Linked DNA regions of Mus musculus: all the other regions are linked to region 2. Evidence: chromatin loops called from intact Hi-C (ENCODE). Cell type or tissue: left cerebral cortex. All regions are shown on one strand. Region 1 overlaps 2610307P16Rik (RIKEN cDNA 2610307P16 gene). Region 2 holds the start of Gm40841 (a long non-coding RNA gene). Region 3 overlaps 2610307P16Rik (RIKEN cDNA 2610307P16 gene). Region 4 overlaps 2610307P16Rik (RIKEN cDNA 2610307P16 gene). Region 5 overlaps Cdkal1 (CDK5 regulatory subunit associated protein 1-like 1). Region 6 overlaps Sox4 (SRY (sex determining region Y)-box 4). Region 7 has its middle 2.5 kb from the start of A330102I10Rik.

Region 1 (4,000 bases), 340 kb after region 2:
GGGTAGCCTACATGGCAGAATAAGAACATTACATCATTATGAACAAAACTAACTCTAGTTGCTGGGTATGGTGGTACACACTTGTAATTACATACGAGGTGGATACAGGATAATCAGGAGTTCAAGGTCAGCCTCAGATACATGGTGAGTTCAGGGCCAGTCTGAGCTACCTAAAATCCTGTCTCAAAGAAAACTAAAAACAGGAGTAGGATTCACCACATTAAAGTAGAACTGGGAGAGTTCTCCTAGACTGAAAGTCTTATAGACACGAACAAACATAAAACAGTAATTCTTGAAGATTTAAAAAGTCTTTTAAGATTTGTCATGTGTATGTCTGTCTGTGTCTGTGTGTCTGTAATTGTGCCTATGTGTGCATGCTGTATATGTGTGTCTGTGTATGCGTGTCTGTGTCTATGTATAAATGTTATGTGTGCGTGTATCTACATATCATATGTGTGGGAGGTGACCACAGAGGACAAAAGAGGGTGTTGGGTCCCCTGGAAGAGCCACTTTCCACCCACTAAGGTTGTTGAATTCTCACACTCATTGAACCACGTCAGAAAGTAAAGTAGACAAGAGAGTCATTCCTCACTACCTCATTATATTTTAATAACGGTTACATGTTAGAAAGGGGGGAAAATAGGTGTTTGCTCACTGTGGAAAAGCTAAGGAGAGGGATCATGAAAAGAAAACACTTGTATGTGCCCGTGGCCTGCATTCAGCTACTGATCATATCCAGGTTCACATAAACGTACATGCTTTGCAGAGATAATGTTGCACATGCAGGCTCCCGTTTTCAATTATGCTTTCCAATCTAAATTTACAATGCTGCCTACCAAGGAAAGCAAGATCTCAGTGTTTAACATTTCCTCATAGACTTTCCACTTCCATACCTCTCTCTGTTGATAGAAGATAGAAATGTTGACCTTTTATATTAAACATGCTTTCTACATAGAGATTTCATGTGTGCATCAATAAATTAGAAACAAGTTTGCTCTACCTTGTTTCAATGCCTTTGGGTTGTTTGTTTGTTTGTTTTTTGAGAGTCTTATCTAGCCTGTGCTGTCCTCAAAGTCTGTATAATGTAGCTAAGGCTGCCCTTCGACTTCTGATCTTGGTGCCTCTACTGTGAAAGTGTTGGGATGACAGGAACGTGCCACGATACTGGGCCAAAGTGTATCTTTTAAGGTACCCACAAAATGCAGTGCACACACTGTGAAATTAATCACTGAAGTGACAGCTCTGGTCTGGAGAGAGAGAACTCAGCTGGTTAAGTGCTTTCTATGCAAACATGAAGACCTGAGTTCTATCCCAACTCACAAGAACAAAGCCAGGCATGGTGACAGGCCTCTGGAATTCTAGTGGCCAGGAAAAGGAGACAGGAGGATCCCTAGAGCTGGCTCTCCAGCTAATCTTGCTGAAGCAATGAGCTCCAGTTCACTGTCCCATGTTCAGTGGAACCACTACCTCAAAAATAAAGTGGAGGGGACTGCAGAGTAAAGAGACTGCCCTGGGGCTAAGAGCACGCAATGTGCCTGCAGAGACTGAGTTTTGTTCCCAGCACCTATGTCTGGTAGTTCATAAGTGCCTAACGACCACTCCAGGGAATCTGACATCTCTGGCCTCTGTGAGCACTGCACTTAAGAATACAAACTCATGCTCATGCATACACATCTATACATAATATAAAATAAATAAAAATGAATATTAAATCTAAAAAGTAATAATAATTAAAGAAGACACCAATAATAACCAGTCTCTGGCCTGTATGTACACTCGCATACACATGACCCCATACACATGCATACACACCATATACCACACACACAAAACAATAACAATAATAAGTAACCTCTATTACTAATAAGTAATGTAGACCAGAGTTGGAAGAGCCTGTGTTTAGCATACACAAGGCCCTGGGTTCTCCAAAAACAAAAACAAATAAATGTTATTAATTGGCCTTTTAAGTTCTACCATCCCAGGGCCCCAGACTCTGTGTCATGCTTTCATGCAAGAGCGTGAGAGTTACTTTGCTTCCTACAATACAGCTGAGGATGCTTTCTCGAGTTGTTCAAGCAAATACAAGCCACACATGGGGTATTAACAGAAAGAAAATATTGAAGGGGGATAACAGAACTGGTTAACCATGCCCTAAGGCCTCTACCACTAGTGAATTTTAGAGACATCTTAACTCACTACTCATAAATGTCCCTGAAAAAAAAAATATTCTCTCACGTTAAGTGGAGGAAGAGACACAGGTCAGGTTTAATAGAAGGCCAAGGGAAAGGGTCAACGCAAGAGCAAGAGTTCACAGTAAAGCCAGAGCAGAGGGGGGCCAGGCACAGCCTTTCGGATCTCAGACAAGACAGGGGAAGCCCTTCCCTCTGCAGCCTTCTCCTTTGCATCCGCCCTCACCTTCAGGTCTGAAGTAAACCTGAGCCAGGAGCCTCCTGGTGCAAGCAACCCTCTCAGAACTTAACAGTCTCAGGTTTTAAGCAACTCTTAGAGCCTCAAGGTCAGCTAGGGTACACACACACACACACACACACACACAAAGAGGAAAATAGGTCGGGAAACAAGAAAAAAGGAAACAAGTCACTTGGCAAACCAACCTCCACGGAGAATTAGCTTCTGAAAATCTTCTGAGCAAACAATTCACACCATAAAACAGCTGCTGCTTGCCATCTGCGGGTCCTAATCAACACACGCACATACACACACACACACACACACACACACACACACACACACACACATATATACTTCTGCCCAGTGGTACCCTGGCTCCTAGCTATTTCCTGTCCCCTTCAACCTCCTAAGCAATTCTTGGTCAAAAAAACGAAGTCACAAACTTACAGGCACTGACAGTGTTTTCCTAGGGTAGATTCTGTCCAAGACGTTATGACAGTAACAGAAAAAGAGCAAGCAGGCCTTCAAGTCCTGACGTCTGCTCACCACTTTCAAAAACTGGCTCCTGACCTTATTCTCACTTGGGTCCTTCAGGTCCAGTCGGTGAACTCTGGACCTTTACTGGACCAGATCAAATCATTTCTAGAACCACTGTACCACATTTTATTTAGTCTTTCTGTTCCTCTCCCCCAGCCTCAAACGAATGACTCTGTGCCAAAAAAAAAAAAGCGGGAGGGGGGAGAGAAAGAAAAAGTTGCTGTTTGAGAGAGTATCAGCATGCTTGATTCATGCCAAAGTTTACAGCATAGTTCTATCCTGAGCCACAGCGAGGATGGGCCGTTGTGGGGGAGGGAAATGGAGCCAGGCAGCTGTTTTTTCAATAAACTCTAGCAGAATCCCGCCCACTTCCTGCACTGGCTTCAGGGACCCCAGCAGAGAGGAGGAGGAGGCAGCCAGCGAGATCTTCCTCCTCCAAGACTCAGGCTACTGCCTCCCTGGCTCGGACCCTCCTGATCCACCCCTGAACCTCAGGAGGGCAGCCAGAGGGTTTGTCCCAGCTCCTTTGGATGTTTATTTCTGGTCTCCAACTCCCAGGAGAGTTTCACCTCCTCTCTCCCTAATCTTAGCCCTCCCCACGCTCCACCCTCCCCCGCCCGTGTATCCTAGCTCTGAGGCACACCAGGCATGACTGCAAAAGCAGGGAAGGGAAGGGAGTGCGTTTCTCATCCCACACCTTCCAAGAATATGCTGGCCTTCCCTCTCTGCAGCTGTGGTCATCAGTCCCTCGGCTCCTCAAGCCAGCCTTTCCTCAGGCAAAGCCTCTGAGTTCAGTTTCTTTTCTGGAGTGGGAAGGGAGGGCAGGAACATGAGAAGGCACGGAAAAGCTGCTGCGCCCACCAAGACCAAGCAAGCGGCTCAGTCAGCCCTAAAGCTTTAATTTGTTAACTTAGAAACCCCTGGGGCATTGCAATCAAAGGAGGGCTCCACCCAGCAACACCTCTGATTACTTTTTTCCCTTCTAGTGGGCAAGTAAAGAAGAGGGGAAATTAGGACAACCGTGTGCAAAACAGAACTACTCCATAACACGGAC
Region 2 (4,000 bases):
AAGATCCTGTCTCCACCCCACCCTCAGGAATGCACCAACAGCTGGCCAAACATAATCCAGCACACAGAGCCGCTTTGTAGAATTTCTAACAAACAGTGGGAGGACAGGCCAGACAGGCGTCCCAGAGGAGCCCCCATGACAACTGGGAAAGCTGCTTGCTCCCGGCTCAGAGCTCAGTTCACCCAGCTCACCCTTATCTATCTACAAGCTTCTAGTACCAGCCAAGCCCCGACAGAGGCAATGAGAGGCCACCCTCCTCCTTCCTACAGCCTCAAGCAGGCTGCAAGCTTTCTTCACACTGACATCAGCCGTGCCCTGCCTCATGCCACACACCCCTGCAAGCTCGACAGCCACAAACCCCAGTGCCAGGATCAGCAGCAGCACCTGTGGTCACCATCTATAGCTGGGTGCCAGGAGGACCCTCCCTTTTCCTTAAAGAATTTCCTTTATTAAGCATAGCTGATCCTAGCATTTGAAAGCATGTAAATCTAACACTGTATCCATCTCCACTGAATGCTTAGCTTCTGAAGCCTGTGGTATCCAGCTGGCCTCAGAGTCATCTGGGATACATTTATTTTGATTAAATTGATCGCATTTCTATTTAAGGGACAGAATTTTTCTGCCATACTGAATACAGCTGTGTTTACAGGGCTCTGTAGGAGAAGAAAACAAAACCGTACAGTGAGCCTTAGCCCAACGCTGAGCACTTAGAACTTCAAGGAGTTAAAACTGAAGGGGTTTGCTATGCCGTTAAAAAGAAAAGTCTATATGCAGCTGCTCTGGCCGAGCTTTCTGGCTAGCCAGGAAATAGGTCTTGAGCAGGAGCTGAAAACACTGGCTTGTAATCAAACCCAACCCAGCAAAGAGTCTCTCTCTTTCTCTCTCTCTCTCTCTCTCTCTCTCTCTCTCTCATATCTCTCTCTGTGTGTGTATGTGTTACACAGTCTCTTCCATGTCTCTACACGCATGCACATGCACTTAAATCCATGCTGCAAGGCTGCTATTTTTCTCTGGGGACACTGTACAGTCACCCAGCCCATCAGTTTCTTCCTTGACAGTACCAGGGACATCCACACTGCAATTTACAGTTCCTCCATGCACGTGCTGGCAGATCCACTATGCCATCCTTCCTTAGATTAAGACTGCGGAGCTGGCAGCAGACAATCTTACGACAGTCAGCATCTCTTCTTTTCCCCTTCCATTTCTCCAGCTCTGCCCTGCCAAGCAGACACAGCAAGTACCTGCTTCATCCATCTTCAGTTCCACTCTCTGAAAAAATGCCACCACATCCAGACCTGGGTTGTCCCCCTCAGACAATCCCAGCGAGCAGCCGGGGTTAGGTGCGTGAGGCAGGGGCGGTGGCTGCCCTCGCCCTGTATGCATATCATCGGTGGGCACTGATGTATAGTATTCCTAAATTCCCTTTCCAAGTCCTTCGCATGCCTTCGCATCCCACCCCAGTCTTCTGCAACTTCACCCTGTCTTCCAAGACCCCATCGGCTGTGAGAGACCCTGGCCAGAGACTGAAATAGGTCCTTCTTCCGCAGAGTGCAGACAGGAGATTCTGGGATCCTAGTTGTACGATGGGCCATCTCAGGCAGGAATCAGCCGGAACCATGCAGGTGAGCCAGACGAAGCTTGATGTGCCCACAGTGGTGCAGCCCGGGAGCGGTGAAGAAGACAGTCTGGCTTCAGAGTTTCGAGAAAAGAAAAAGAAAAAGAAAAAAATCAAAAAGAAAGAAAGAAAACAGCGCAGCTCGGCGCCTGTGGGGGTGGAAAAAATACAGACACAACCAGAAAAAAAAAAAACAATAGTTAAAATCAAATTTCAAAACAAAAATAGGAAATACAGAGATCAGCATACTTGATGCGACTTTTATTTCTGACGTTTTCTTGGTTTATTGGCCTCCCCACCCCCCTCCAAAAACTCCCCAGTCCCTGAACGCCCGTCTGTCCACGAGTGCCGAGTCTCAAATGCGATTGCTCCACAGTGCCGCAGACCTACATCACATGAGGAAGCACATGACGAGCCGGAGTCGGCTGCTGCTGTGGTCAACTGTTCTGCCGAGGCAGAAGGGGGGTAGGAGGCAGTGCCCCTCTCACGCTGCCAGGAAGAAATTTCCTTAAAAGAACAATGGGAGGGCAGCATCTCAGAAGAAATGCTTGAGCAATATGGACTTTTGCACACTGATGAAGAGGCACTGTGGGTCCTTGAAGACAAGCGGAGGATGCTGTACCGCAGACACAAGCTGGATGGCAGCAATATTATTTCTTGTGTGTACTCGTCAAAGCTGATTCCGTTGAAGTGGATTCCTGAAAAGCACATACCATGTCTTCCGAGCATGATCAGGCTTGGAAAACCAATTCTATTATCTCTCCTTGCAATCTGTATCTGAACCTGCATTGTGAATAATTTATTTTTAGACTAATAAGAGGCTTGCCAAGACGGCACCCTTTCTATGGCAAGCGATGCATGCAGTATTCACCCAAGAGGGAAAACCTTGTCCCTTTGTAGGGAGAAAAGAGGAGACAGGTTTTGTTGTTTTTTAAAAAAAAAAATCATCATAAATCAATTGTGACTTCTTATTTAAAGGTATATACAGCAGTAAGATTCTCCCCCCAAAAGTCATCACTGGAAACAAGGGAAATGTTTGTTTCTTTGAATTAACAGGTCTCTGGTTTGTACATTGGCATCTCACACTGACACCTCACGCTGGCAAATAGGGGTGATGTTTTTCTAACACTGGCCAAAGCCCTTAAGCCACTTAGATATTTTTACTTTGCAACAAAATGACAACCAACAACTGCTTCCCAGAATACCCCTCTGTGGAAGGTGCTGAGTGGCTACTGCTGGTTTAGTACAGACCACACACTGGAGAGTGATGACCTTGGCGTCCACAGGTTCTGTCAAATCCCAAAATAAGCATATAACCTATTTGGGCACTCTCGAAATGTAGAAGTAAACTATTTTAGAAAAAAATACAGATGATCATCCTAGCTGATCAAATTCAGAGAACTTTTCGTGAATAGGTGAAGAGATGACTTCCTATGTCATTTGACTGTGGTTAACAATGCAAGAGCCTGGGTGACACACAGGAGCCTTTCTCTGCATTTGTGTATAAAAGGCTACCTAGACCTGGGTAGTATGTGGAATGCAACGGGCATGTTCTCAAGGTGTAGCAATTGCAGGTCTTCTTTTCCTCCAAAGACAACTTTCTACCAATCTAATCCCTGCAGAGTCATTCCAGGAAGACTCGGCAGCCCTGTTTTCCTCTCCGCCTCTCTCCCTACAATCTTTCTTTACAAGTGGCCCTTGAATTTCAGATTCCTCTCCATTCCATGAGAGTCAGACTTTTTATCTGTGTCTGATTGCAAACCACTGCCACTAAACCGCTGTGTCTGCACCATACAAAACCACTGTCTATATGCTCAGGACAGTTCTTTGCCCATCACCGAGGCTAGCTCCTGATTTCTTCATATTCATGTGTTACCAATCAATGGTACTTTCAGCTTGTGTAACTATTTAAACAAGCTGGTCTACTTTGTATAGATCCTTCATTGAGTAACAACAACAAAGTCTTGCTTTGTTAATTACTACAGAACAATGGCATAGGAGGTTCTCCCTGGCCTCAGGAAACCTATCTACCGGGCCTGCACCTCATTTTCTGTTGGCACTAAGCTTGTATCACCTTCAGTGCAACTATTCCTGAGTTTTATTCCGCATAAAAATAGTAAATGGGTCTAAATTTGCCTGATAGCTGTGGGTCAGAGAAGAAATGCTACGGAAAAGTTCCAAGACAGAAACAGCTTCTACGTAAATACCTGGAAAGGTGCCTCGGGGTCCCAATTTGCAGTGAAATCTAAAATGGCCAGCAAGAGGCTGGGGTGGATGGTTAAGTTTCAACAGTAGCAATGCCGGTCACTGAAAATGAGCACTCGTTATGCCGAGAGTCTATAGGAAGCACTGAAGATCTATTGCATCACTTAGCAATCCTATGAG
Region 3 (4,000 bases), 300 kb after region 2:
TCAGAGATCCCTCTGCCTCCAAGTATTGAAATTAAAGGCATACAGCACCACTCATAGCTCTTCTTTTTACAGTTCTTTTATTTTGACTATATGAAAATGTACACAAAGTTTGCCATTGTAGTAATCCCTTTTGGTCCACCACCACAGTGGAATGACTTCATCACTAGCACCACCATCCAAGGCAGAACTCTTGGCCTTATGAAGTGGCACCCTGAACACATCCAATATTAACACTGCATTCTCTCACCCCAGCTCCTAGGTAACGACCAACCTGTTTTTATATCTGTGCATTGGCCTGGTCTAGAGTTTTTCCTAACTCGGATAGAAATCCCATGGCATTTGTCCTTTGCTGTACAGTTCATTTCACAGGACACCATGCCTATGACTTTTCTGTCTTTGTTAAGGCCAAATAACATTTCATTATGTGTACATACTACAATTAATTTATTCATTTATCCTTTTATAGTATTCAAGTTGTTCTTCCCTTGGTGACTTGTTTTCAAATTTATTTGTTCATTTACTTATTTGTTTGTTTGGTTTTAGTTTTCAGAACAAGGTTTCTCTGGCCGTCCTAGAACTACCTCTGTCGACCAGAATGGATTATTTATTGATTTTTGAGGAAGGGTCTAACGTAGCCCAGGCTGGTTTGGAACTCGCTACGGAGCTGAGGATGACCTTGACCCTCCGATCTTCCTGCTTCCATCTCCTGCAGGAAGGAAAGACAGGGGCACGCCAGGACTCCTGCTCTGTGTGGTGCTGGGGCCTAAGTCCAGGGCACAATGCCTGCTATGAAAGGAAGCACTCACCCTCCACCAATGGAACAACATCACCAGCTCACCTCAGATCCTACCCCACAACTTTCTGAAAAGCTGTCTCACCAAGATGATGGGGATCTTTATTTTTATTTTAGAAACAAGTGCAAACAAGGAAACACAAGGCTAGACATGAACTAGTTACAGGAGCCAAGAAGACGGGGACAACTGTATGTCCGAAAGAATACATACAATGGCACCTTCTGAAGTGTAGCTAGACACCCCTCATTTTTAAAAAAATCCTCCACTCACTACCTGATGGGAAAGAATAAAGGGAGGGGGTTCTGTACATTAGTGAAGGCACCAAATTACAGCCCCCCCCCCTTTGAAAGCAAACCAATTTTATTACTTTCAACCTATGGGAAGGTAACTTCCAAAGGAGCCCTTAGGCTCATATTTTAATGAACACAGGAGAATCATATATAATTACCATATCAAGTGCTACTATGGAAATGGAGACTTCTGAAGTACTTAAGGACCCTTAAAAACAGTTTATACTGAGGATTTTTAACACCCGGCCACCAGCTCCACCAGGACGATATTAGTTAGCTATTAATTTGCAGCTCTGGAGAAAGGCTTGCTGAGAGAAGAGCATATTTAGCCCAACATTGGGGATTAACAGATTTCATTATATTCTAATTTACAATGAAATTCTACAGTCTGAACAAATTTATGAGGAAAACTAAATACCTCTGAGGGAAAGACAGAGCAGATTGTGGTAGGTGAGTTATGTGGGTACCGATAAACAGAAGTCTATTTGCATGCCCCAAAACTAGTAGGAGAAAGAAAAAAATTAATTTCCATGACCCAATACAAGCTTATGGGAAAGACAAAAGTCATAACATGACTAAATTAGTGTCAGAAGAAAGGGTGATCAAAGACAAAGGCAACTGCACAACAGAATATCAAACAAACAAACAAATAAAGTCCCCGAAGCTCGACACTGTTCTGCACTGGAAGGCTGTCTACTCTTGCGTTCCAATGCTTAACTTCAAAGGTACAGTAAGAAAGAAATGTCCGCATCGATGACTCGAGGATGATAGCACAGAGCCAAGCTACCTGTTCTCTTTAATTTGTTCTCCTGAACATTTTTGAACTGACAAGTGTTAAAATTCATCAAGACCATTGCTTCCCACCTGGATTTGGCATCCTTCAGGGTGGGTGAAGAGTTTTTTCTGTCTCATGAATATTTTGCAGAGATGCAAACCAGCCAGCTGTGAGAATAAGCCTCCTGTACGCTGTAGGAATGTGGCCCTTCCGCATCTCAAGAAGTCTGTCCTTAAGGCTGTAACAGCTCAAGTGGGAAGTTCACAACTGTGTAAAACTCATCAGATCCCATATTCTATAGCTATGGATCTATGAGGAACTATGAAGAGAATAAGTACTTGGCTTTCAATAAGCTTGGTTCCAAGAACCATCACAACTTCAGTATTATTTGATATTGGGGACTTTACTGTTTGAGGCTAGGGTCCAAGAAGAAAGAGTAATGTTTGGATATGGAGTATAGCGAGAGTATGTGGCAAGGGAGAAAAGATGAAGGAGGAGCTAACAAATTGCTCTTTATTAGTTTTTAATTCCCCATTTCTCGTTATTAGAAGACAAAAATAATGTGTACAAATATTCTCAGAGACAGTATTCTATTTAATGAGGTAAATAGTAAGCACCTTTTAATTAGTTTTTAGTGCCTACTGTTGTCTCACAGGATAGGAGTCACTTCTGAAAGTGGTCATCCACCCTCAGAGAGCTTATTCTCTATGGGGGATGAAACTGAGCACAGCCCTCCTGGTCCAAGCAGAAGGTGCAACATCCTTACGACTGTCTCATTTGATGGGAGAAGGATTGGCCACCCCATAAATTCTAGATGCTTTTGCTTAGCAAACAAATGAATTAGGGGGAAACCCAGCCCTGACTAAAGGTATCTCTGTCTGCTACTCCATCCCGTCCCACCCCCCACCCATGCTCTCTCACTTCACACTCTCTCCAGGTACTTTACCACTCTTCCATTTTTTTTTACCCCTGGGAAGGAAAAATGTTTAAAATGTTAAAAACAACAAACAAACAAACCTCTAGCCCCCTTCGGCACACCAGTTTAGATATTACCTTCCCTTGAAGGTTTCTTCAAAGCCAGCTGCTATCCAAAGCTCTTCTGGGCTCTTTTGAGAATTGTGCTCAGAGTTTCCCATCCCACTTCCCAACCCCTACAATACACTGAGCAGTGGTACAGATTTCTATTCTGTCTCAGAGGGGAATCTTGCTTTGCACACTTGTGTCACAACACAGGATACAACACACTGTGCTCAATAAATCAATTTAAAGCCAGGCCCCTCCACCCCACCACCCCACCCCAAATTGCCACATGGCTCCTTTGGTCTGTGCTAGCAAAGCCCTGCCACTTCCTTGGTTCATGACTTCCCTGAATCACCTCCTCAGCCTCAGAATCCTTCTGCCTGTCACCATCTGCATTTCAAATCTACTGCCAACGCTCTATGCCTTCCTAGCTGTGCACAAAGAATCCAAGATGGTAGGGTCAGCAAATGGATGCTTTCCTAAATTATGGTTTTGAGAGTTTTTACACGGTAACTCCCATTAGTTAGCTTTCTTGTTTCTATAACAAAAATGACCAACAAAAGGCGCCTTAAGGACAGAGAGGTTTACCTTGGCTTACAGTTTAGGGAGGCAGATGGTCACACTGCATCTTTGAAGTCATGTAAACAGTAAATAGAAAGCAGGTTTAGATAATCAAGCCTCAAGCCCAGCTTCCAGCGGCCCACTTCCTCCAGTGAGACACCACCTCCTAAGGGTTCTATTGCCTTCCCAAAGATAGCTGGGCACCAGTTGGGGAGCAAGTGTTCAAACCCACGTGCCTTCGGAAGCATTTCACTTTCAAATCCCTCCAACTCCAGTTCAAAGAGATCAGCAAGCCACTGGGCTTTCTACTGTCTTCCTTTCCGACAGTAGATGTTCGGACAGTTCTGACAGTCAAGCCCATCTGTTCTTGCTGTTTAGCATCTCGTGTCCATTTCATGATGAGCGTTTACTTCTAGTGTGAATCTCGCTCCAACTTTCAAGTACCCCCACGAGATGGTCTACTGAAGTCGTGAAGGGATAAATGAATTCTTACAGAGACATCATTCATACATTTATCTTGCATATTGAGCTTCTTCTAAGGGTGCTCATGGGGGTTGGGG
Region 4 (4,000 bases), 180 kb after region 2:
TAAAGCACACTCAATTGAGAACAAGCTAAGAAGAACAACATGCCCATAACCCCAGCACTTGGGAGGTAGAGGCATAACAATGGAAAGTTCAAAGTCAGCTCTGCTACATAGAAAGGTGGAGCTGAGCACCATCTACATGAGACGGTGTCTCAAAATTGAAACAAACAAATAACACTAGGAAGGAAGATGATGGAGGCCATCCCAGCAAGTACAAAGCCCTGGGAGCAAGCTCCAGGGTTGACTTCCTTTACTGTATCTAAGCAGGGTAACACGGACCTGTTATTATCATTCAAGAGGTATCGGCAAAAGGATCTCAATGTTAAGAGCACCTTGGGCTATAGAATCAATCAATCAATACAAACAAAATATAAATATTAAAAAAATGGCCAGGATAGGCTTCAGAAGTATAAACTAATGATATCAGCATTTTGCCTTTGATTATTGTACTAAGGATATTATACACAGTGTTTGATGCAAGTGAACCCTCATCCCAGAATTTGCCAGTCAGAGGCAGGAGGACTGCTGCAAGTCCAAGGTCATCCTGTTCTATACAGCAAATCCCAAGCCAGCCTGACAACACAGTAGGAGGACCTCAAACAACAAAAAGGGGGAAAGACAATTTGGGGAAAAGCTGGGTGAGTGAAGGGGGTAGAGTACATGGGTAATTGTTATACCTACTTAAAACCTATATTAATTTAAAAGTGATCTGTTTTCTTTCAACTAATAGAAATAGACTTTTAGGAAGGTTATATGGCACCTTTTTTCTTTGGATAATATTGTGCATGTTTGAGTGTGTGTGGGTATGGGTGTGTGTGTGTGTGTGTGTGTGTACACGCATGTATACGTATCTTAAAAATAATCCTCAGTTACTTGTATAAACTAAATACCACAAGTAAAATAATACTGGTTCCTTGCTTTTCTCACCACCTTCAATAGACTTTTACCAAGTACATAGTATCACAGGGTATCATACTATATCTTCTATATAAAGTTACATGTTGAAATTTTCTTCCTATTTTATTACCATATTTATAAATAGATAACCAAAATATATAGCTGCCAGTTTTATCTTAGCTCAAGAGGAATAGAATAAAATACATAACTGATTTGAATGAATATTTCATAAGAATACTCATATTTACTGTAAGGTTATTGAGCTATTTTTTTTTCAAGAATTGAAAGAGAACAATTTTCAAACCACTACCATTTGTTCATGCCACATGCCATTAAATGTATTGATATGAAAACTCTATACATAGGAAAACATCATATCTATTTTATCTATGAAGTAAGATAAACTCTTAAGGACTAATTTGCCAAAATGACACAACTCTGCCCCACTTTGGCACTGTGTTAAAAGCATCCATACCCTCCCAGCCAGACCAGCCAGACCAGAACAGTAACATAACGATTCTATGCATGTTTGCACATTATTTTTTTTTTAAGTATTCATTCCTGGCTCCTATTTAAAGCTAACGTTTGTTACCAAAGCTGAAGAAAAATCTTAGAGGAATGAGGGAAATGTGAGCGGAATTCCAGGCAGCAATACAGGCGTGCTCAAGTGTGAAACAGGAGAAGAACATCTGCCAAGTTCATCTTGGCCCCGCCCGATACTCTCTCACTGATCTGGGTCCAACTTCCATTTGTTTCTCTCCATCCTTCCCTCCCCCCACTTCCTCTGTGTTCCAGGAGCATGTAAAACCAGAGGAAAGAGACTGGAGACACTTCAGAGAAGACACGGAAAACACCACAGAGTAAGGGGAGGGCTCTCTCATCTAATCATAGCTTCATTCCATGGAGGAAAAAATTTGAAGACAAACCTCCAGAGGAAAAAATAACAGGGAGAAAAGTATCGGAACGCTGATGCTAAGATCAAATATTTTGGGGAAGAATCACTCAAAAGAACTAATTTGAATATGTCATTGGATCCATATTTATACACATTATAATTTAATATGAGTCAATTCTGGAGTTGGATATACTTTGTAATTCAGTGTTATATTTAAGGTCTCTAATTATGTTTGATTCAGCAGCATCCAGCTTTGTTCTACAGTACCAGTTCCTATCTGTTCAGCACTGATGCTAATCGATTGTCTCCTACATCTTTAACAAAACTGGCCGCACTCAGCAGAACTTCTCAAATCCACAGACTTTATTCAGGACCCCGACCTTGACGCCACACCATATCTAACACCATCTGAGTCTAGTGTATGTAACTGGCATTATTTTAGAAAAGGAACAGAGAGTTTTCAATCAGCCTTGCTTTAAAAAGTCAAATAGGATAGCCTGGGTGTTCATCATTTGATGTACACATAAGGAGAATGTGTTATATATACACAACCGAGTTTAGTTCAGACAGAATCATGTTATTTTTATGAAAAAAAAAAAGATGAAATTAAAAGATCATGATATAAAAGACACTAAGCCAGACCCGGAAAGTTAATTACTACATGCTTCTTCTGTGTGGAGCTGGAGTTTCATACACACACACACACACACACACATACACACACACACACAAACACACAGACACACACTCACAGACATACCTATACATGTGACATGGAACTAAAAAGGTGACTTAGTTGGGGAAGAGAAGAAAACGATAAGATGCAGGAAAAAGATAAAGGGACGGACAGTGGGGAAGTGAATATGATCAGAGCATGTGATAAAATCCATCAAAATCATCAATATGAACCCCTTCGCTTTGCACAACAACTCTACACTAATGAAAATATTAAAATAATGATGGTTACTTTTTAACGTCACCCAGGCTGGTTTTATAAACAACATCTGGTAAATGTAGAAACAGTACTATCTTAGCACAACAGTAGAGAGAATATCATGTCCTAGAAGTCAAACGCACAGTCAAGACATTCTGTGTCCACCCCTAACAGAAGGTATCGTCAGAAAAATGCATTGGTCTGAAGAGTCCTGTCATTCTGCTGCCCCAAGACTCAAGTGAGAACAGAGTCTCTGAAGCACCCGACTGCTCTTCCAAAGGTCCTGAGTTCAAATCCCAGCAACCACATGGTGGCTCACAACCATCCGTAACAAGATCTGACTCCCTCTTCTGGTGTGTCTGAAGACAGCTACAGTGTACTTACATATAATCAATAAATAAATCTTTCAAAAAAAAAAAAAAAAAAAAAGGCTGGATCTATAAGCTCCCCTAACCTCAAGGGGGAAAAAAGAATGTGACCAAAATAACCATATGAGGCATTATGTTAATGCGGGAGATGCCACAGGAAATATTTTAGTACCCTCTACAACAGATTCACACCCTAATAGAGAAGATAAAGTTAACAGACAATTATAATTCAGTGCTATGAGAGACATCACAAGGATAAGCACACCATGTAAAAGAAGCATATGGGAGAGGGAGAGGCAGGGTGCTCAAGTAGAGCTCCCTAGAGGAAGTGACCTCACCCCCCAAGGCACACAGGCTCTGTATCCACTAGGGTGGCCAAAACAATGATAGACAACCACATGTGCTGGGCAGGCAGAGACCAAGTTGATCCCCCATACATCAACAGTGGGAAAATAAGCTGGTAAGACCTCAGAGTGAAGGTTCTACATGGCCCATCAATAAATAAAGTACTTGCTTTACAAATGAGACGACCTGAATTTAATCCTCAGAATGCATGTAGAAAGCTGGGTATTGTGGTATACATTTGTAATCCCAGCCCTAGGAAAGCAGGAAGAAGCAGATGCCTGTGGCTCCGGAGTCAGCCAATTTAGCCTAACACTGTGATTCTCAACCTGTGGGTCCTGACTCCTTTGGCAAACCTCCAACAATATTTACATTTCGATTCATAATCATAGCAAAATTACAGTTATAAAGTAGCAACAAAAGTCATTTTCTGGTTGAGGAGCTGTATTACAGGGTTGCAGCATTTGGAAGCTTGAGAGCCTCTGAAAGAGGCTGTCTCGAAAACAAGGTTAATAGCACCTGAGAAAGAGACTCAAGTATGACCTGCACACATGCATGCATGCACAC
Region 5 (4,000 bases), 1.4 Mb after region 2:
CAGGCAGTCCCAAGCAAGTCCTCCAAAGCAGCCACCTCAGAATGCAACCCCTTAACTTCTCAGACTGTTCTCCACTCACAAGGCCACTGTCAAATCCTAGAGAACGTCGAGATGGCTGTCAGTCAGTGCCCACTGGAGCTGCTGCTGAGGAACCAACCTCTCCCTTAACCGCGCACTGCTAAGCAATTCAGGCACATCACATGTGCATCACATTACTGGCATCAACAGAGGCGGCAAGAAGAGTGAAGATTCACAGGGACTGTACATCTGTCACCATGAGCATAAAAACAAACGTCTCGCTGCAGAGGCGTTGTCACTCCTGAAACTACACACAGGTGGTGAGTGAGACTGTCCTGTCAGGGAGGTAAGAATGGGGTCTAATGGAATAAGGTGCAAAAATCTTCATTTTTAAGGCATACTAACCTTTTTGTAAAAAAGTAATTTGGGGAGAAATACATAAAAGCTGAAACATAAAATTGATGCAGATTCAAAACAATTTCCCCACTCCAATAAAGGGCAGTAAAGGACAACCCGAAAGGTCCTGTACTTCTGACCTTGGTCCCAAAACAAGGGCCACTCATCTCACAAAAAAGCTGGATAAGTAGTCTGTGCTTTCTTACTTCCAGTAAAAATCCCTGGCAAGTGTACAAGCGGGAAACAGCCACAGATACCTTTGACTGGACATAAGACCGTCCTACTTGTACCATCACACTTGGGTCACCTTTGAGTATCTGCGGCTGGCGAAACGGCTCAGCATTTAAAAGCATACACTGCTCTTGCAGGGAACCTGGGCTGGGGTCCCAGCATTCACATCAGGCAGGTTCATAACTCCAGCTCCAGGGTATCTGATGCCTTTGACATCTGCAGTCACCAGCACACATGTTGTGCACAGACTGACACGATACACACACTCACATGTGCATACACCTACACACAATTAAATATAAAATAAATCTTTTTTCAAGATGACTTCGGAAGGGGTTCAACTGCATGATGATGGATACAAACACATGCTGCTGTTGAAAGCAGCCTGCCATCAAGCCAGAGGCACATTATCTAATTTTGTATTTCTCACCTAGAAAAGCTATTCATAGACCCTAGATTCTCCTTCTATCACATTACAGCCAGAGGACACAGAAACAGTGAAAGGTTTTACTAAATTTTCAAAAGTCCTGTTAATATAAAATGACTTTCCAAAATGGATAAGCCAGAGTGGTGTGACCTGAAAGCCACACAAATTGTTTATTTATGCCTGCTATGTTTTAATCACTGGACTGGTTTAGAGACTTCAAAAAATTAATGGTTTTGGCTATACAACAGCAACTATGTCTCCTATGAAACATTAGCTGTCACATTAAGACAAGGTTTTATCATTAATTATATTGGATTATATAGTTTATATCTACAACATGATTGTTAAATAACCAAATTTCCAAACCATTTCAAAATAAAAATGAAATCAGGTCCCAGCAAGCCTTACATGAATTAAGGATCCATTTACAAAACAGAAAATTAAATGTAAAAAATATAACCTCAATTTAAGACATTTGCAGATAAGACATCCAACACTTTTTTTTCCCATCCAAAAAAAAAAAAAAAAAAAAAAGCAAATGAAAATGCTAACGCAGGTCAATAGTGCCATCTTTTGGGTTGCTCTGTAATTGCACGAAGGCGTCCAGAAACACCTTGAATGCATACGAGGAAGGCACAGCAGATGAGGCAAGTCAAGCTATCAGTCTTTAACTTACATAACTTACATTCAATCAATGTATTAACTACACACTCTTTTTTTTTTTTTTTAGATTTATTTATTGGTTATATGTAAGTACACTGTAGCTGACTTCAGACACTCCAGAAGAGGGAGTCAGATCTCGTTACGGATAGTTGTGAGCCACCATGTGGTTGCTGGGATTTGAACTTTGGACCTTCGGAAGAGCAGTCGGGTGCTCTTACCCACTGAGCCATCTCACCAGCCCCTTAACTACACACTCTTACATGTATTGTCGAACCTCATGTTTGTGTTTACTGAAGTTCCACTGGGTTGAACCCCTCTCTTCAAAGAGCTGAGAAAGCTTTATTGACTGAGTTCTAAAACACCTCTGAGCCAGTCACTGCTGGGTCACAATACTAGTTTTCAAATTCCAACACTAATTCATTACAATTATATAACCATATAGTCATAATTGTTATAAGTAATGCACACATTTCTATACACAATTTTGAAAAAATAATTTTATTCCTTTTACAATGTTTTTATCATACATGTGCCAAAAAAATGTTTTTATTATTAATTAAATTATTACATGACTATATAAACATTAACTGCATTCATAAAGGTATTTACATTTCAAAAATATTAAAGCATGTATTCAAAACAATATTTATGTATGTGACAATGGGGGGGTTCATCACTGAAAACTGCAAAAAGCTTTTTCCTTATTGCGGAGGGGATCTCAGCCTTCATCACTGCAGCCTGCACCTGCCTCACACCTGGCCTAAGTCACAAGAGGCTACAGTGAGCTGTGACGGGTAAGCTTCAAGCTCACCCACTCGAGGATCTGTGCCTTAAACTGATGAGGTCTGTACACCACCTTCACTCTTTTTCAATAATTTCACAAAGTTTTATGAAATCACAACATATTTCTCTAGGACACCCTCAGAGTTCAGGCCTTCATTTCTGTCTGCTAACAATTCAGCTCTCACGTGGAAAGCAGAAGATATGACAGTGGTCTGCCCGTGCCCTTGAATTACTCATTGTCAATTTTACTCAAATTACCATCAGCCAATAGTTCTTCAGAGAATGACTTTTTAAATCACAGCTAAAAGCTATCAAAATGGAGACACCTTATAAGGTTACCAAGACAGCAACAGAAAACAAATTAAACAAAACAAAGCCAGAAGCTGAAGGGTGCGTTGAGTGCTGCTCTGGGGCTGGGGACACAGGGCATCTGCTAAGTGCTGGCCTGCAGCACACAAAGAGCCGGGCCAGACCCAGCATTGCTGGAACTGGGATACAGGAGAAGCTATCTTACACTGGACACTGCTCTTCTATGAAAGCAAATCATAACAACGATTGTTAAATACCTCAGAAACATCTTCAGTCCAATGGCAAGCCTTGTCACTAGAAACAGACATGGATGGAGAGACTTAGAGACCACTAAATGAAAGCCTAACTGTCGGAAGGCTGTGGCTCCCCACAGCTCGCCTTCACTCCTCAGGGGCCGGTGTGCGCCCGCCAGGTCTTCTCTAGAGATAATCGCCTTCCCTATTTCTGAGTGGTAGGTGAAAATTCCATTCTGAAGGCCCTTAGATTTATTTCTCTGTTTTATTCCCTGAGAAATAAAAAGGGGGGGAATGAGAAAATGCCATTCTTCTCCCCACCTTCTACTATACCCTTTACCACCATTGCAAATAATTCAACTTCTGAACACAAGGAACACGCTAAACCCTACCCTGATGAGCACACAAACCAACAGGAACATATGTAACCGTATTTTATCAAGTTTAAAGGTCCATCGAGATTGCTACAGTCAATTCCAGCCCATTAAACAGAAAGCAATTACTGCTTCCAATTTAATAAGAATGGATTAAACTGGATTTCTGATTCAATACCATTTGTAAAAGTGTCCATGTCAGGAAGAGTGATGGCGTGCGATCTTATCTCAGACATGTCAAGACTAAGCCAAGTGGACCTGACAGCACCTAAATAGGACTCTACTGAAAGCTCCAGACGTTCACATGCATACATACCACTTAGTTCACTGTTACAATAGACTTCTGTGTTAAAGTTGGAAAGCAATTATTAACATTCATCATATTCAAAAGTCAGTTCTACTTGATCACTAACCCACATATAATGCACATTTTAAAAATTCCTATTTTGTGTGTGGTACCCTGTGCAATGGCACTTGTAATTCAAACACACATGGACACTGCTCATGCTAGCTCATTTAATCCTCCACTTCTACCAAAGGCAGTGCTCAGGACTAATCACAGGACT
Region 6 (4,000 bases), 530 kb after region 2:
ACACTCTCCTACTTGGCCTGTCATTCCAGTGGTGAGCAGGTAGGCTATATTTTACTCACAGTGACGCCCATGTTGGGCGGGGCATAAGATGAACAGCTTAGGGCCATAGTAACTTTGGTAGTTCTGGAAACAGAGTTTCAATCAAGTAGTCCACTCAGGCCTTAAACTCAGGATCCTTGAGCCTGGCCTGCCTCTCAAGTACTTGGATTACACCACACCCTACTGACCTTTGCATTTAAGGGGACTCCTCCACCCCACCCCAACAAAGCAAGCCTAAGTTGATTTTGGTTTTCCCATCTTGTAACTATGGAAGGCTTTTCTCCTAGAAGACCTAATAATTTAACAGGCTCATTTGTTCTTCTTGGTCTGTGCAAAACAAATCTTGGTGTGTAAAGGGGATGGTGGCTTAGAGACACAAAAGCAAAAAATACATTTAAAAAAGTTCAGCCTGCCGGCTGGATTGAGAGCAGAGAAGCCTGCCCCTCCCCCCTCTTTGCAATTTCCAGACAAAGGGTGCCTGCTGATGTACAGTAGACGCAGAGAATTCCTCGAAGGCTGGCGTGCGGAGGGAGGGTTGACACACACGTGGCCAATGCCATCACTCGGGGTCAGGCCTGCGAAATCTGGCCAAGAGGAACTTAGGGTTTGCCATTAAGATGGCTTAACTGAATCAGCACCAGCTTCCATGCCACCGCGAAGCTGCAAAGCAGCAAAGCAGCAGCCTGCAGTGAAAGGAGAGATCCCAGGAATAAGGATGACAAAAGTCAAGATTTAGGGTTCAGTTCCAGCTGATTTTATTTCCTTCTCAAAAAAAGTTATTTACAGAAGGTATATAGGAACAACCTGACAGGCAGTGACGGACAGGATTAGCTGGCATGATTTTTTTTCTTTTTCTCTTCCCCCAAATATTGTTTTTTGTTTTTTTTTTTGTTTTTTTTTTTTTGCTTTTTTTTGTGGCCTTGAATTTTAAGACAAATATTCTACACGGCATATTGCACAGGATGGATGGTTAAAAAAAAAGAAATAAAAAAAGAAAGGAAAAAAAAGAGTTTTAAAACAAAAACCCTTAACGGAACTGCCTCTTAAAAGGCAGGCGTCCTCGTGCCTGTCATGTTATATTAAACATACATACACACAATCTTTTTGCTTATTATAATACAGACTTAAATGTACAAAGATGTTTTCCACTTTTTTCAATCTTTAAACACAACAGCTATAAACCTGAACACATATGCTATCACCATGCCATAGGACTGAAACAATTATATTTAGCGACAAGTAGAAAGGATTAAATAGTCAAATACAAGAATGAAAACGCAGTACATTGTGTCGCGAACTCAAATCGGCATTTAGATAGATCCAGTGGTTTAAACGGCACGTTTTTGCTTTATAAAAAAAAGTGCAAAAAAGATGTGGTTTACAAGTTAAAGCTACAGAATCCCTTTTTGCTGTGAATGCACCAGTTTTAAAAACCTCTGGACAGAACAGCAATTCGTTAAAAAAAAAAAATTTTTTTTTTTAAAGCATTATGGTGCTGGGCTGAACTCTCCTCCCCTTATAAGACCAGGGGGTTGAAAGGTGGAAACCGGTGGCAGGTTAAGGGATACTGTCACTTTAAGAAGCCTGCAGATTGAAGTGTAAACATGGAGAAACCAGGGGCTGATTTTTCAAACTGTGTGAGATATTAACCAGCCACCCTATTATAAAATCAGGAAATCCAAACAGCGATTTACACCGATTAACACCCCCTTTATATATTTTTTACAAAAATACACTGAGAAAATAATCAAACGTTTTCATCTCTCTTGTCATTTTTTGTTTTTTAAAAGTGTCAAAAGTCTACATTTAAATATAAAAAATTAAAAGTTAAAACTCTAGCCCTTCAGTGAAGGAGACGTAAAATGGCGTGGGTAACAACACTAGAAAAAAAAAAAAAACGAAGAAAAAGAAAGAAAATAAAAAAGAAGATAAAGAAACGAGGTTAAAAGACAAGAAAGCAAATGAAAAGGGAAAAAAAGGGGGGACAAAATAAGAAAACTGTTTGGCCAGTATAAATACGTCCACATATAAAATGGCATCTGATTACATTTACAAGGGAAAAAAAAATACAAAGATGGAGAGTCCGTGAGGGGGTAAAAATAAACGGGTCTTCTCAATTACACCTATAAGGAATAAACACACACGGAGAAAAAATTTGGTCCTGAATTGTGGTTTTTCAAAAGTCCAGCACAGATTTGAGTTGCGTTTGAATCCTTTTAAAGAGTTAAAAATGAAAAGGAGCTGGTGATCGGTTCGTTGTAGGAATCAAACATAGCGCCATCTATCCGCTTTTTATATTATCCTACACTATTTTAAAAACTGCTCAACAGTCTTATACAGAAATCTTCAAAAGATAGACAGGATAACATGCTATATTAACCCCACCAGTGAAATAACTCAACACCATCACGATTCCCATTAAGAGAAGAAAAAAATCTCTTTTCCCCCCCAAACCACTCCGCGGCCCCTGGACCACATCCCACAGTCTCCTGTCCTCCCGCCGGCTCTGGGTAGCCTCACCTCTCTGATTTTTTTTTTTTTTTTAATTCTTTATTTTTGCACAGACCCCAGGCGGAGGCCCGGGAACCCCAACGCCCTCTGTGCTCCGGGTCCTTCTGCATCCCCAACCAGGTTGCTGTGGCTTCCACGAGGTCCCCATGTCCATTTCCGAGGCTGGCCTGCTACTCCCAGCACATCTCCAGCTGCAAGGACAAGGGGAAAAAAGGTGGGGGGAGGAGGAGAAAGCCCAGCCCGGGACTTCGCCAGCGTGGAGTTTCTCCATGCCAATGCTCCCCTAAGCTCAACACAAATGCCAAACGCATCACCCCAGAGCCTTCTTTCTGTCTTCATTGCAGAAAAAGAAATTTTAAGAAGGGGAAAAATACAAAGAGAATACAAAGAGGGGGTGGGTAGGAGATGGGGCACGCTGGATTTTCCCCCTCCTTTCTTGACCATGAGGCAAAATCAAACAAGAAATCACCAAGGCGAGGGGGTGGGGGTGAGGGAAAGATTCCTTCGGTCTTTAGAAGCTTTGCTTGGCTTCTTTTCTTGCTGGGGGTGCAACCAAGTCCGGAAGCTCGTTGGAAGGGTGGGGTGGGGGGGAGTCTCTTCAAGCAAAATTGGGGAGGAAACTCGAAGTAGCTTTTTTAGCCACCACCAACATCAATAACAACAACAAAAAAAGGTCGCCCCCGTCTACTCTCCGCCTCCTTCGAGTCCCCAGCCCTGAGAGTGGGGGATGGGAGCGCGGGTCCACTAACGCCCCCGCGCTCCTTCTCCAACGGCGGGACGTGTTCCAGGCCAGCTCTATGCACTTTTTCTTCCTTTTCTTTTCCCCTTTCTCCTTCTACTCTCCATCTATTCTTTTTAACTCATTTTTTTTCTGTTTCTTTCTTTCTTCTTCTTTTTAACATTTTTTTGTTTGTTTTTTTGTTTGTTTGTTTTTTGTTTTCTTTTTTCCCTCTCTCCTCTCCTGCCTCTTGGCCCACCTTCTCCCCGGCCCGCGCTCCCTTCAGTAGGTGAAGACCAGGTTAGAGATGCTGGACTCCAGCCAATCTCCCGAGATCATCTCGCTCACCTCGGGCGTGCAATAGTCCGGGAATTCGAAGTGGGAGCCTGAGCCGGGTTCGAAGTTAAAATCCAGGTCCCGATCGAGCGCCGATGAGGAGCTGAAACTGCCCAGGGACATGCTCTCAAAGTTTGAGCTGGGGTTCAGGTCGAGCAGGTCGTCTTCGAACTCGTCGTCGGACGACGAAGAGCCCGAGGAGGAGGAAGAGGACGAGGAGAGCGAGGAGGACGCGTGCGAGGGCGCGCTGGACGGGGCGGGCGAGGCTGCGCGTAGGCTGGCGTAGCCGCGGTGGTCAGCGGGCGATCGGCTGGCGGCTGGCGATGATGCTGCGCTGCTGCGGCCGCTCAGACTCCGGCCATCGGGCGAGCATCCCGGGCCTCCATCTTCGTACAA
Region 7 (4,000 bases), 590 kb after region 2:
CTCTCTCTCTCCTCTCTCTCTCTCTCTCTCTCTCTCTCTCTCTCTCTCTCTCTCTCTCTTTCTTATTTATTTATCTATCTCCTCTTGCTTTCTTTGGGCATTACTGGTCTTCTGCTGATTATAGTATGGTTTCTGATTTTGTGGTGTTGGTGTGTGTGTGTGTGTGTGTGTGTGTGTGTGTAAGTAGCATGTGGCTGAGTATGTTTGGACTTTTTTGTGCTTTATTTTGTTTCCTTTTATTTTTTAGTTTGTTTTCTGAGACACAGTGAGAGAACGCAAGGAGTTGGGTGAGTAGGGAGGATATGGGGAGAGATGAGGCAGGAGATCTATGATCAGAAATATTGAATGAAATTTTTATTTTCAAAACAAATTCTGAGAAAAAAACTAAACAACGGAAATAAGGTGGAGACACTGGACACCCACCTCCAGTTTACACACACACACACACACACACACACACACACACACACACACACTTGTGTACATAAATATAAAACCTGAGAAGCTGAAACAATGAGGAACCATCAAACTGAGGGAAGGTTTGTAACCACACCAATGTTTCAGTTCTGTCCTGGACAACGGCCTAAGGGAAAAACAAATCACAACGTGGAGTAGGAGGTCTTCAAGGGAGGTAAGAGCCATGAGGGTGGCACTGCCACAAGGACCCACACTGACCACCACCCTTCCTGACTTCTGCTTTAGCTCCAGTCTTCCCTATGACCACCAGCAGGTCAGGACCCTGGGCACACAGGATAAAGCAGGAGAATCGACCTCCCTAATAACCTTGAGCCCCCCAGTTATGATTCCACCATCAAGGACCCACCTCAAGAGAAACTGAATTTCCTTTTCGAAAAATTCAAGTAACTACTGAGGAGTCAGCCAACAGTCATGGATGGGAACCATGTAGGGCTTGCTCCCTACCAGCAGGTTATCTTCTAGCAATTTGCCTATTTGTTTTTGTTTCACTGTCTCAGATAGCCCAGGTCATCCTTCAGGTTCCTTATGTAACTGTGGATGACCTTCACCTTCTGATTTTCCCACCTCTTCTTCCTGAATGTCGGGAATACAGGTATAGACCATTAGAACTGGTTTTATGGGATCCTAGGGATCAAACCCAGGGTTTAGTTCAAGTAAGGCAATCCCTCTACCAACTGAGCTAGCAAGGCACATCTAAGAGACCATTCAACTATATTACTATGAGCTGAAAAGGGCAACTGAGTCCAGATTTTGTTCTCCCTAGGTAACACTTCTCAGCGCTTCTCCATAAACCACAAAAGTGGGATCCAGATGCCATCTAATACTATAATTAAATGGAGGGCGTTTCTTCATCTAGTCTTGACTCCTCTGCCTGCTGTCCGGAAACATTTTCTTTTGAGTGAGATTCATGTCTCAAGAAGCAAACAGAAAACTAAAATTCATAAGTGGGAAACAGAGAAAAGATCACCAAAACCCCAGGGCATGCACGCACACGTCCTTAGCACAATCACCTGTAGGCGTGTCCTAAAATGGGTCTATACCATTCCGCTCAGCATCCCAGAGCCTGACCTGGGCGGAGCTGCTCGTGGGTTGCTCCAGTAGAGCAAACAGCCCATTCGGAGTGCTGTTAAATGATGAGAACAGGAAGTTCTCTTTAGAGGCTATGCCCTTAGAGGACGGTGCCATGCGAATTCTCCCATCGCTATTCTTTTTTAGCTCAGATTTATAATTGACTTTCTGTTAAACATTGCAGCAAGTTAAATTAATGCAGTAGGATTACAGTCGTTAAACAAATGCCTGATAATGACTGCTTGCTTATTTTAGCAGTTCCTCAAACCGCTGGGGCAGTACCTGTATGAAGCTTTTGGCTCCATTGTCACATTAATTGAGACGCACATGGAGTTTCACAACAGAAGCAAACGTGATGCTTCGTAACGATGACCATTATTTAGGGCTTCTGCCAGACTAATTTACCTTCGAGTTTTCTCCGTTGCCCTTAACCAATGTATTAGGTACAATTTACGAGTTCATGATAGCATCCCTGTAGCTTAAGACAATTTCTACCTGATTTAAGGACAGAAGAAGGGGGGAGGGGGAGAGGATAGAAGGGGTAGGGGAGAAAGAAGAGAGTTTTTAAAACGAAAACACCAGCAAGAATTTTTCCACACACACTGCAAGGAACCCAAGTGATATGGACAGTGATGGTTTTAACCCATTTCTTCATGGAACAGTCAAGTCACTTTCGGGAATGGCCTGTCAGCTTAAAAAAAAAAAAAAAGCAAGATGGAAATAATTCGTTCAGTCTTGAGTTAACACTGCATTGGCACAAACACATGGAAGAAATGATCGCCAGCTGGACAGATGTAGCCCGCAGTCCTGCAGCCCCCTGCAGGACCCCGTTGATGTCCAGGGTCATGTGCCTAGTACCACCTTAGAAACTGTCCCGATCCTGTTCAGGACATTGAATGATAACACCCTGCAAGTCAGCTGACTGCTGTGTCATACTGCATTCCTGCAGATGCCAGCTCCTGCTCCTGCAGATTGCCAGTCGAGATGCGGCAAAGCAGAGGCAAACAGCTAGGCACAAAGCAATAGAGTTGTAAACTTTGTTTTTTTTTGTTTTTTGTTTTTTTTTCCTGCTGCCGCCTATACTGCCTCTCTCCCATAGGAAGAACACTACCTCTGGGTAGCCAGGAGCTGAGATGCAGTCTGAATGTTCACGGTGGCTTCTGACGTGGCAGCGTGAATTCTCAGCTGGGCAGGTACTGCTTGGAGCTTGCTGAGCAAACTGGCAGTGGTGGAGTTCAACTGCTTGCCCACCTTGTATGGGAGTAGGCTTGGAGGTGGGGAGGCGGGTTCTTGTGCCATGCTATGGTACCTTCAGGAGATGATCTTGGCATGATTTGTCCTGACTCAGACCTGGGCAACTCATCACATTGGCACTGTGGGACTCTCCAGCTCCCATTGCAGGCTGGTCATGGGACTGGCGTAACCCCCCCCCCCCCCGCCCGCACTCCTCAGTTAGATCATGCTTTAAAGGAGAAACCAGATTTATTGGCCTAACTCAATCTTAGTCCTCTCTGGATGCAGGACAGCTGTCGGCTAGCAGGGACACAAACAGCCATCAAGTGGAGAGTCGTTGGGACTTTGGTCTGTGTGCAGGTGGAGCCTGGAAGACTGACAGTCTAATTTCGGTCATCTAATGACTTCTTATTTTCCTAACTAATTGTGCTTGCTAAGCACACAATGGTCTGGATTAGTCTTGGAGCCTTCATCAAGTTGGGCTGCAAATCAGGATGCCAGCAAGCCTGCAATAGCCTTGGCTCCCTCCTGTGTGATGCTATGCTAATTCCCAGGATGGGTCACTCTGACAACAAAAAAGAACGCTTGACTTCTCTTGTGATGCTAGAAGAACATAATTCTTTTTTGCAGCGATTCTCTCTCTCTCTCTCTCTCTCTCTCTCTCTCTCTGTGTGTGTGTGTGTGTGTGTGTAAAATTCATCAAACCAAAGAGCCTAAGAGAGATCATTGTGGATGTGGCTTTTAATGATTTGCGGGAGAAAAAGAAAAAGAAAAAGAAAAATGACAGCCTGTGGAGACGCCGATTGGAGAAAGCAGCACACTGTGGTTATTGCCAATTTGAAATACTGGGTTTGTGAAGCCAAGCCCTAAGGGAGTAGCCGGGTAACTGAGAAAGAGATCGTAGATAAAGAAATAAAAATGACAAGCGTAATGGAGGCTGTGCGAAGGGACTGTCAGAGCATCCGTTCATGGATGGCAATCTTGCCAGGCAGAGATTGAATAATTCATAGATGGAAACTACCCTGCCTTCACCTTCCCATTTAAACCGGGCATGAGCTGAATCTCTAATAAATTTTCAAGATAAAGTAAAATGCCAATTTGAATCTGAAGAGCTTTTAAAAGCAGATGTCGCATCCCCCCGAATCGTTCAGTATCTTTCACAATTACACTCTGAGGACTGCACTTCATCAGGAAGCACCGTCACCGGGGAAAATGACTGTGA

What was found. Hi-C counts contacts between places; a loop is a spot of excess contacts. Peaks named below come from ENCODE experiments on the same cell type or tissue, not always from the same donor. Only the 100,000 strongest peaks of a DNase experiment are listed, where the experiment ranks them.
Region 1: it touches region 2 in a loop (8-fold over the local background); 6 of 42 quality-filtered maps call a loop at or near these places.
Region 3: it touches region 2 in a loop (2.9-fold over the local background); 5 of 42 quality-filtered maps call a loop at or near these places.
Region 4: a loop joins it to region 2, with 2.3 times the contacts of the local background. A loop is called at or near these places in 4 of 42 quality-filtered maps.
Region 5: a loop joins it to region 2, with 8 times the contacts of the local background. A loop is called at or near these places in 14 of 42 quality-filtered maps.
Region 6: it touches region 2 in a loop (9-fold over the local background); 18 of 42 quality-filtered maps call a loop at or near these places.
Region 7: a loop joins it to region 2, with 3 times the contacts of the local background. A loop is called at or near these places in 3 of 42 quality-filtered maps.

What each region holds. Positions count from the first base shown.
Region 1 is chr13:28,754,667-28,758,666 of GRCm38, forward strand. All of the region lies in intron 3 of 2610307P16Rik (RIKEN cDNA 2610307P16 gene), which reads right to left. Among named protein-coding and RNA genes, the nearest start is that of Mir6368, 46 kb to the left of the region's middle. In left cerebral cortex, no CTCF peak of the experiment used is centred here; DNase peaks (open chromatin) are centred at 2,445, 2,724, 2,869, 3,321 and 1 more place; H3K4me3 peaks cover 840 bases; H3K27ac peaks cover 1,219 bases.
Region 2 is chr13:28,418,024-28,422,023 of GRCm38, forward strand. It overlaps Gm40841 (a long non-coding RNA gene), which reads right to left and starts at 3,476. Exons shown (of 3, transcript XR_003950511.1): 1 at 1,062-3,476. In left cerebral cortex, a CTCF peak has its summit at 2,218; DNase peaks (open chromatin) are centred at 245, 818, 1,108, 1,501 and 1 more place; H3K4me3 peaks cover 2,596 bases; H3K27ac peaks cover 2,585 bases.
Region 3 is chr13:28,713,546-28,717,545 of GRCm38, forward strand. The region is part of intron 3 of 2610307P16Rik (RIKEN cDNA 2610307P16 gene); the gene reads right to left. Among named protein-coding and RNA genes, the nearest start is that of Mir6368, 4.7 kb to the left of the region's middle. In left cerebral cortex, no CTCF peak of the experiment used is centred here; DNase peaks (open chromatin) are centred at 1,980 and 3,252.
Region 4 is chr13:28,602,578-28,606,577 of GRCm38, forward strand. All of the region lies in intron 6 of 2610307P16Rik (RIKEN cDNA 2610307P16 gene), which reads right to left. Among named protein-coding and RNA genes, the nearest start is that of Mir6368, 110 kb to the right of the region's middle. In left cerebral cortex, no CTCF peak of the experiment used is centred here; a DNase peak (open chromatin) is centred at 1,631; H3K4me3 peaks cover 317 bases.
Region 5 is chr13:29,833,739-29,837,738 of GRCm38, forward strand. The region is part of intron 4 of Cdkal1 (CDK5 regulatory subunit associated protein 1-like 1); the gene reads right to left. Among named protein-coding and RNA genes, the nearest start is that of Cdkal1, 20 kb to the right of the region's middle. In left cerebral cortex, a CTCF peak has its summit at 1,652 (motif pointing left); DNase peaks (open chromatin) are centred at 222, 786 and 1,666.
Region 6 is chr13:28,948,149-28,952,148 of GRCm38, forward strand. It overlaps Sox4 (SRY (sex determining region Y)-box 4), which reads right to left. Exons shown (of 1, transcript NM_009238.3): 1 at 771-4,000. The coding sequence ends at 3,551. The region is part of intron 1 of Gm46405 (a long non-coding RNA gene); the gene reads right to left. Among named protein-coding and RNA genes, the nearest start is that of Sox4, 3.6 kb to the right of the region's middle. In left cerebral cortex, a CTCF peak has its summit at 2,331; DNase peaks (open chromatin) are centred at 33, 563, 1,435, 1,604 and 4 more places; H3K4me3 peaks cover 3,556 bases; H3K27ac peaks cover 3,507 bases.
Region 7 is chr13:29,011,797-29,015,796 of GRCm38, forward strand. It overlaps a transcript of A330102I10Rik not described here. Among named protein-coding and RNA genes, the nearest start is that of A330102I10Rik, 2.5 kb to the right of the region's middle. In left cerebral cortex, no CTCF peak of the experiment used is centred here; DNase peaks (open chromatin) are centred at 1,634, 2,522, 2,797, 3,278 and 1 more place; H3K4me3 peaks cover 2,275 bases; H3K27ac peaks cover 1,813 bases.